Regions from separate parts of the Homo sapiens genome. Here region 1 is linked to region 2. A link is a contact called in ENCODE Hi-C or POLR2A ChIA-PET data. All regions are on one chromosome and are shown on one strand. Each heading gives the region's core, a stretch centred on a gene start or an enhancer-like site at or near the end of the contact. The rest is flanking DNA. Distances are from core to core; before and after follow the strand shown. Region 1 overlaps PSD4 (pleckstrin and Sec7 domain containing 4). Region 2 holds the start of LINC02966 (long intergenic non-protein coding RNA 2966).

Region 1 (4,064 bases), core at 1,298-3,797, 130 kb after region 2:
AGGCCACTCTGGATTCTGGGGCCTGGAGGGTGACATGGGCTGAGCTCTGGGAGGAAAGTCAAGTCCTCACCTCCCTCTTCCCTTGGGCGTGGCCAGGGACTGGGGCTGCGGAGGGACTGCCATGGGGGTGGTGGGGAGCACAGCAATATTAGGAAAGCTTCAGGGAGCACAAGAATGAGGGCCACAGGGAAACAAGGTTTGTCCTTCAGCAGGGAAAGGAGGTGCCTCATCCGTCATGGTGGACTCATTGAAATAAGTCTCCTCCAGGGAGGTTCATCTCAGGTCTACCCTGGAGCAGGGAACAGTGTCTCTGAGGTGGTGCTGGCTTCACAGCTGATTGCGGTTCCGCTTAGGGATGATCTTCCGGTAGGTTCTGCGCTCTGAGATGTTGCGCTTCACCTTGGCCGTGGTGGGAGCCTCATCCTGGTGCAGGGACGGGCTCGAGTGGGACTTCTTCAGGCTGAGCTTGGGCTCCCGAGTGCCTCCAGCTTCCCTCCCCAGCTGCTCCTCCCACAGGTCCAGAGCATCAGAGGGGCAGTGCAGGCGGGCCACCAGCAGCTGCACGTAGGTCTCGTAGCGGGTTTTCTGCAACACACAGGCCCCACCACCTTAGCACCATCCTGGCTCCAGGTTGGGAGGAGGCTAGAATCGTGAGGGACAGCTCACAGGTACATGAAGCTATGGCGATACAGACCTCGACAGAAAGAGGGCTGGACCAACCGTGAGTGTCAGTATAATGCTTGGATAAGCAGACTGCAGAGCACACCTCTGGATAGTATTATAATGACACATATCAGCCCAGCCCTGTTCTAATAATAACCAACCCCTTGGAGTGCTGTAACTAACATCTCTATGCCATGTTCCATCTTTGAGGCACTAAAAGATGTGTCACCCACTATGCCTGAGATCTTTGCAGCCCTACACACAAACAGCTCACATCTGTACAGCCCTAATTGGGTCTAAATAGCATTTTAACAATTGGCATCTGTGGAGCATGATGCTAACTACCCTCATCTACTTAACACTGTACTCCTGAGGCCCCTGCAGCTAGCATCCTTGGGATATGGTTTCCAGTTTACAAAGTGCTTCCTCACCCTCCATCCCATTGGATCCTCATGCCAGCCCTGGGAGGGGACAAATCATTGCGGAAGGGAGGGCTGGTGACTTGTTAAAGGTCCCAGCTGGTCAGTGGGAGGAAGAGGTTGGGTCCTCACAGCCACACCCTGAGGCCTCTGAGAAGTGGGGAGTTCACAGCCATGGATACAACCAACAAGCCAAGGGATAGCCTGGGACCTTGAAAGACAGGCAGAGGGCTGCATGCGGGCACAGCGGGGACAGGCAGGAGGCGATGTTGACTCCCACTTCCTGGTCTCTGCCTCTGGGTGGCCTCTGATTCCCTCTATTTTCACATTGCATTCACCTACCCTTCCTGCCCAGTGGGCCCTCACCCTAAGCAGGCACCCAGGATCCCTGAAGCAGGCACCCAGTGTTAGGATCCCAGATGAACTGACGTCACACCAAAGCAGAATTGGGGAGTGTGGGTGGATGGGTGAGGGTTGGGGGAGACTAAGGGATAAAACATTTCAACATGGGCTGTAGAGTCAACAAAGTCATTACTGGCCGGGGCAGTGGATCACACCTGTAATCCCAGCACTTTGGAAGGCTGAGGCAGGCAGACCACTTGAGGCCAGGAGTTCAAGTCCAGCTTTGCCAACATGGTGAACCCCTGTCTCTACTAAAAATACAAAACTTATCCAGGTGTGGTGGCTCACACCTGTAATCCCAGCTACTCGGGAGGCTGAGGCAGGAGAATCGCTTGAACCTGGGAGGCGGAGGTTGCAGGGAGCTGAGATCGAGCCACTGCACTCCAGCCTGGGCGACAGAGCGAGACTTTGTCTCAAAAACAAAAACAAAAACAAAAAAACACGGTCATTTCTTAGTTAAGACCATAAACGGGGCATTTAGAGCAGCATGTAAATTTACCAGATTTGGAAGAGTAGTTTAATTTCTCTGTGCCTCAGTTTCCTCATCTGTAAAATGAGGATAACAGGACCTACCCAGAGCTGTTAATTGAATGAGACAATCCATGCAAGGAAGACAAGCTCCATCCATACTACCTATTAATATTTGGTAGGTATTAGAAGGAACAGTTGAGCTGAAATACAGTTTTCCCTTCAACTTGGGAAAAGCCAAATATACTCTTAGGAGAAAAGAAAACTGTAAAATAACATCTGCTATGGGTGTTTCCAGACAAGCAGCTGCTATGTGCCCCCAGGACGAGAGGCGACAGGCCTAAGTGCGTGGGGACACACACTCTTTGTGCACGCCCGTGCACGCGGGTGTCCATGTGGGAGCCCCCGCCCCTTTGCAGACGGCGCACGCGGGCCCCGCCCGCACGCAAGCGCCTCTCCCCGCCCCGGCGCGGTCAGGGCAGTGACGGCTGCAGGGACCGAGGCGGCCACGAGAGGGCGGAGAGGGCGCTGCGCAGCGGCGGGGAGGTGGGCTCGGCCGCTCACCTCGTACTCCAGGTACTCCTTCCGCAGGCGGTGCTCCTCCAGCTCGCGGCCACGGCCCCGCCGCTCCGGCAGGTTCCTCTGTAGATCCAGCAGGTCGTCCGCGGCAGCGTCCAGGCAGTTCTCGTGGGATCGATGCTGCTCCTCCTGCGAGCAGCGGGCGGTGAGGGGCGCTGTCCCGGGCGTCCCCTCCGCCGCTTTCCGGGCCCGGGCGCGCCGCCCCCCTGGCCGCCTCGGTTCCCAGGCCAAGTGCGCAGCCCGCCTCCAGCCTCCCCGAGTTAGTCCTGGGGCTCCAGGTGCACATTCCCAGTTCCGCCGGACCCCACCCCTTCCCGGAGGCCGTACCAGGGAGCTCTGGGCGGGGCCCACGGGCAGGATGGGCCGCACGAATCTGCGCTGGGAGCCCACAGCGGCGGGGAAGGGCGGCGCGGAGTGCGTGGCCGCAGCCAAGTTGATGCGCGCGATCCAGGAGCTCATCTCCTTGGCAGTGCTGGGGCAAAGGAGGTCGTTGGTCCCCGGGGACACAGAGTCCGTCCTGTCACCCTCCTCCCGCCCCCTCCTGTGGCTGCTTGCACAGCTGGCCAGCTGCTCAGAACTCAGCCTCCCATAGTTACAGCCCTGCCACTAGCCGGGCACCCGACCTCTGACCGTGGCATTTCTTATCAATAAAGAGGAAAATTTGGAGGCCCGGTGCGGTGGCAACGCCTTGGCAGGCGGATCACCTGAGGTCAGGAGTTCGAGACCAGCCTGGTCAACAGGGTGAAACCCCGTCTCTACTAAAAATACACAAATTAGCCAGGCGCGGTGGCGCCCGCCTTTAATCCCAGCTACTCGGGAGGCTCAGGCATGAGAATCGCTTGAACCCGGGAGGCGGCGGTTGCAGTGAGCCGAGGTGAGAGTCACTGCACTCCAGCCAGGACGACAGAGCGAGACTCTGTCTCAAAAATAAACAATAAAAAATAAAGAGGACAATCTGAGAAGGTGACAGATTTCATAACAAATGCCAGATATGGTCAATCATTAGCAACTTCCCGGAATCCTGTGTTCTGAACTGGGAGGCTTTATCCCACTGACAAGGAAAAGGCATACTGTGCTGGCAAAGTTGGCCAAGGATGGGGAGGAAGTAGGCGATGCCTGGGCTTCATCCCTGGTCCCCAGCTCCTCTTCCTGCTGCCGCTTTCTAAGAATTTCTGATCATACGGCCATTCCCACCAGGACCCCCTGGGGCCCACAAGCCTCAGGTGTCAGCAGGGTCAGGGGAGAGAGAACTAGGGCAGGGCAAGGCCTTGCCACAGTCTCCCACCCCAGGGACTTACGGTGCCTGGAAGAGGTAGAGGCGCCAGTCAGCCGTGCGCAGCTGGAAGACGTGCGGCTTCTTGGTGTAATGCGTGGCGGGGGTGGCCAGCGAGTGGTGCACCCCCACGGGCTCATCCACCATCTGCCCCACCAAGCTCTCCCCCTCCAGACAGTGGTCTTCTCCCTGCTACCAGTCACAGGGGCTCAGAGAAGAGGTTATCATCAGCTGCCCACCCTCCAGACTGTTCTGGGCCT
Region 2 (4,137 bases), core at 1,593-4,092:
TCTCGTATCTTTATATGTCAAATCTTCTTTTTCTTCTCTACTTGTATTTTATGAAGTAATACTTAGGATGACTCCACCATTTTCAAGTTTTACATTTTCATATACTTTGAAATTGGTATCCTCACATAACATAGTTAACACCAATCAGAGGTAACTTCACCCAGTATTAAAACTTGGTGCACATTTGTTTCGTAAATGTTTTAGGAAGATTTGAACTGAATAATCTTTTTCTTTAAATATCATATCTTTTTTGTTTCCTATGGCTGAAGCCATATCCACTTCCTTTGCTTCCAGAACATGCCAGATTACCCTGGCTTGCAGAACTGGTCATCTTTGAAAATCTACAAAGTTCTAGAAAGGCTGATCTAGGCTAGGAACTCAGATCAGGCCCTGTAGAATTGTCAGCTATTAAAATATGTCACATCTTATGCTTATGAAACTAGGAAAAAGCATAAATCACGCTTTTATAACTGACTGCTATGGTCTGAATGTGTCCCCCAGAGTTCAAATGTTGGTAACTTAATCTCCAATGCAACAGTGTTAAGAGGATGGATATTTAAGGGTTATTGGGCTCTGTCCTCGTTAATGGATTAATGGTGTTATCATGGGAGTTAGTTATTGATGGAGCAGGTTTCTGATAAAAGGGATGAGTCTGCCCTGCTTTCTCTCTTGCTCCTTCCTGCTCTTTTCCCCTTCCTCCTTCCCGGCTAGGATGATACAGCAAGAAGGTCCTCACCAGATGCAGCCCCCAACCTTGGATTTCCCAGCCTCCAGAAGAGTAAGAACAAAAAAAATTTTCTTTATAAATTTCTTAGGCTGTGGTATTGTGTTACAGCAACACAAAACAGACTAAGACACTGACTATGATAAAAATGGGATGATCTAGGCCAGGTGCGGTGGCTCACACCTGTAATCCCAGCACTTTGGGAGGCCAAGGTGGGCGGATCACGAAGTAAGGAGATCAAGACCATCCTGGCTAACACGGTGAAACCCGATCTCTACTAAAAATACAAAAAATGAGCCGGGTGTGGTGGCAGGCACCTGTGGTCCCAGCTACTTGGGAGGCTGAGGCAGGAGAATGGCGTGAACCCAGGAGGCGGAGCTTGCAGTGAGAGGAGATCACGCCACTGCACTCTAGCCTGGGCAACAGTGCAAGACTCCGTCTAAAAAAAAAAAAAAAAAAAAAAAATCTGAATAATGCAAAAGTTAGGAAATCTTGATAATAGCAAAAATTTAGAAACAATCAAAATGAACAAAAATATGTGCCTTGTTAAAAAAAATCATCCATAGAGCATACAAACCTATAAAAAATCACTGTAACAACTTAAAATTTTGTTTTAGAAGAAATATTTAACATGATATAAAAAGGGACCGGGCGCGGTGGCTCACGCCTGTAATCCCAGCACTTTGGGAGGCCGAGGCGGGCGGATCACGAGGTCAGGAGATCGAGACCATCCTGGCTAACATGGTGAAACCCCGTCTCTACTAAAAATACAAAAAATTAGCCGGGCGAGATGGCGGGCCCCTGTAGTCCCAGCTACTCAGGAGGCTGAGGCAGTAGAATGGCGTGAACCCGGGAGGCGGAGCCTGCAGTGAACCGAGATCGCGCCACTGCACTCCAGCCTGGGCGACAGAGCGAGACTCCATCTCAAAAAAAAAAAAAAAAAAAAAAAAAGGTATTTACAATTTAACATCGAATGAAATAAAGCAGGTCAAAACAATGTTTACAATATGACCTTGTGTTTTAATACATATATATTTTGAGACTTAAGATAAATTCCAAATTGTTCGTAGTAGAATAACAGGTGATTATTATTTTCTTCTATGTTGCTTATCTCTGTTGTCTTAATGTTTGATGGAAAAAATAAGTGTATTGCTTTCAAAATAAGAGGGAAAAAAAGTAGTCTGGAAAATTGTTTTCATTGCACATCTGTGGGAGTTGAAAATTGAGCCTAGAGCTTATAAGACATTCTTGTATTCATGCATCTCAACAAATAATACTTATGGCCTCTAAGGTAAGCTAGCCCTGTGGCACTGCAGAAAAACCAAAGACCCACTACCTGCCCTCTGACAACTTATAGTTCTGCCACCCAAACAAGAGAAAACTTCAATCGCTGCCTTTGAGGTGAGAATTGAGGGCTCATCTCTGCCAAGGACCTCTGAGGCTTCCACAGCTCCTTGGACTGAGGTTGGAGCCAGCACTGCCTCCTGTGCCCTGAGGGTCCCAGGGGATCAGGGTGTGGCTGAAGTAGTCTGGGCCTGCAGCTACTTCCTCAGGTCCACTCTCCCACCCGGACTGCCTGTCCCATTGCCCTTGGACACCCACCTCGTCACACTCTTCTGTTTCTCCCCTTCCCATCCTCTCTGTCCGGTTTCTTCCAGGCCACCTCCAAAGAGACCTGCTGCTCCACCCCCAATCTGTTGCTTGTGCCTTACTAGAGGTTTCTGCCCTTTTCAGCGCCACATCCCAGGAAAGGAAGAAACATGCTCCAGGGCTGGAAGTTCGTCTTTGAGGGGAGGAAGTTCCCTGGAGTCTGCAGCAGATGGGGGAGGCCCCAGTGGGGCGCACGTGGATGCATTTCTGGGAGGAAACCAAGTACCATCCGCTCTCGCTCGCTCCCATCCAGTGTTTTCTTCCCCCAGTGAGTCTCTTAATTTTGCTCATTTATCTTAAAGAGCTCCGTGAGCGCCGTGGGCTCTGGTGGGGGGTGGGGGGGCGCACGGGGCCTCCGACACCCGACCCCCACGCCTGCCTCCCAGAGGAGCCATCCAGCGCGGACCAAATCTCATTTTCCTACAAATAGTTTGTCAGAAGCAGCAGGGCAAGTAATAAATCACGGAGAGCGAGAGCGGAGAGGGGAGGGGGAGACTGGCGAGGGGAGGGCGGGGCCGAGGGGGCGGAGGGAGGGTTGGCGGCGCCGAGGGAGGAGCGCGCGGGAGGCTGCGAGCGGCGGGGAGGGGCGCAGGCCAGGGAGAGACAAACGGAAAAGGAGGGAAGGAGATCGAAGAGACAAAGAGAGGAAAACACGAGGGAGGATGAGAAAGGGAGAAGGAGCCAGGGGAGTCCAGAGAAAGGAAGCAAAGGGAGAGGGAGAGACTGAAGAGAGGAACGGAAAAGACTGGAAAAGACAGCAAGGGGTGAATCAGGAAGCAGAGAAGGGGAAATAAAAGGAGAGGAGAAAATGAATCCAAAGAGGATGCAAAAAAGGAGGAAGGAGAGATGTCTGGTAGAGAGGCAGACCCGGAAAAGGAATGTGGGCGAGGGGGTGCTCCATGTGTCCTGAGCCCCCTCTATGCCCTGAGCCACAGGGGTGCCTGTAGTCCGACTCCTTGACCACGTCCTCCCCATCCTTATCCCTGCTGCCTGCTCCCGGTGGACTGATGCAGGATGCAGGCAAGGATGGGCTCATCTTGGTCCACTGTTAGCCGGCCTAGAGAGACAGTCATTGCAGTGTGTGTGTGTGTGTGTGTGTGTGTGTGTGTGTGTGTGTGTGTGTGTGATGGAGACAGGGAGGGAAACCTGCATACCAACTATTATGATGAAGACATGCGTTCTTAAGCAGGCTACTTCACTCTTCTGAGCCTCAGTTTTCTGATCTCGAAAATGGGAACAATAATCTCTCTTTTCAGGCTTGGGAGAATTTAAAGAGATGACCCACAGGAAAAGCATCTACCACACGGTGCAGGCTGTTGATTAGGAAACGCAGCCTCCCTTGAGTTTCTGTGTGGGTGAACCTGGCTCCTGGGGCCCCGGGTGGGGGTGCCAGGCTTCAGAATCTGCACACTGCTTCACCACCCCCGCAGCCTGTGATCCCAAGCCAGGCCCTCTGATCCGGCAGCTGTCAACACAAGCACACTCCAGTGCTTTCTGCTTTGCTGTTGGCCTCCCTCGGGAAGCTTTGAACACTACTGAGATCATCATTGTCAAACTCTCTGGGCTCTGGTGCAAGGGCAGTCAGATAAGGAGGAATATGACGTGCCAACCCTCCTCTTTGGTCCCCAGCCCCCAGCCTCACCCTGCTGACCTCTGGCTCCTGCTTAGCTCAGAAACTGTGGGCTCAGAACAAAGTTTGAGGTTCTGCTTCTCTGATTCACCCCTTTCTCCTTCCTGATTACTGGCATGGAGCCAGGCACTGC

The links. Hi-C counts contacts between places; a loop is a spot of excess contacts on that map. ChIA-PET counts read pairs that join two places held with the same protein, here RNA polymerase II (POLR2A). Pooled maps may share reads with other maps.
Region 1: a loop to region 2 is called in a map of mammary epithelial cell, with 4 times the contacts of the local background. The contact joins the enhancer-like site here to the promoter of LINC02966 in region 2. A Hi-C loop is called at or near these places in 1 of 168 maps with a recorded cell type or tissue (mammary epithelial cell) and 4 of 50 pooled maps. POLR2A ChIA-PET finds 5 or more read pairs at or near these places in 1 of 52 experiments (MCF 10A).

Annotation. Positions count from the first base shown.
Region 1 is chr2:113,197,679-113,201,742 of GRCh38, reverse strand. It overlaps PSD4 (pleckstrin and Sec7 domain containing 4), which reads right to left. Exons shown (of 17, transcript NM_012455.3): 14 at 3,830-3,996; 15 at 2,859-3,003; 16 at 2,517-2,660; 17 at 1-585. The coding sequence ends at 328. Among named protein-coding and RNA genes, the nearest start is that of PSD4, 26 kb to the right of the region's middle. RefSeq lists a silencer at 2,265-2,554. Within about 2 kb of position 2,547, at least 24 of the 41 ENCODE cell types and tissues checked have a DNase peak (open chromatin) inside an H3K27ac peak, as active enhancers do; they include mammary epithelial cell, where a contact is called at or near this core.
Region 2 is chr2:113,323,743-113,327,879 of GRCh38, reverse strand. It overlaps LINC02966 (long intergenic non-protein coding RNA 2966), which reads right to left and starts at 2,842. Exons shown (of 4, transcript NR_183358.1): 1 at 2,327-2,842. LOC105373567 (a long non-coding RNA gene) reads left to right here and starts at 2,561. Exons shown (of 3, transcript XR_923223.4): 1 at 2,561-2,642.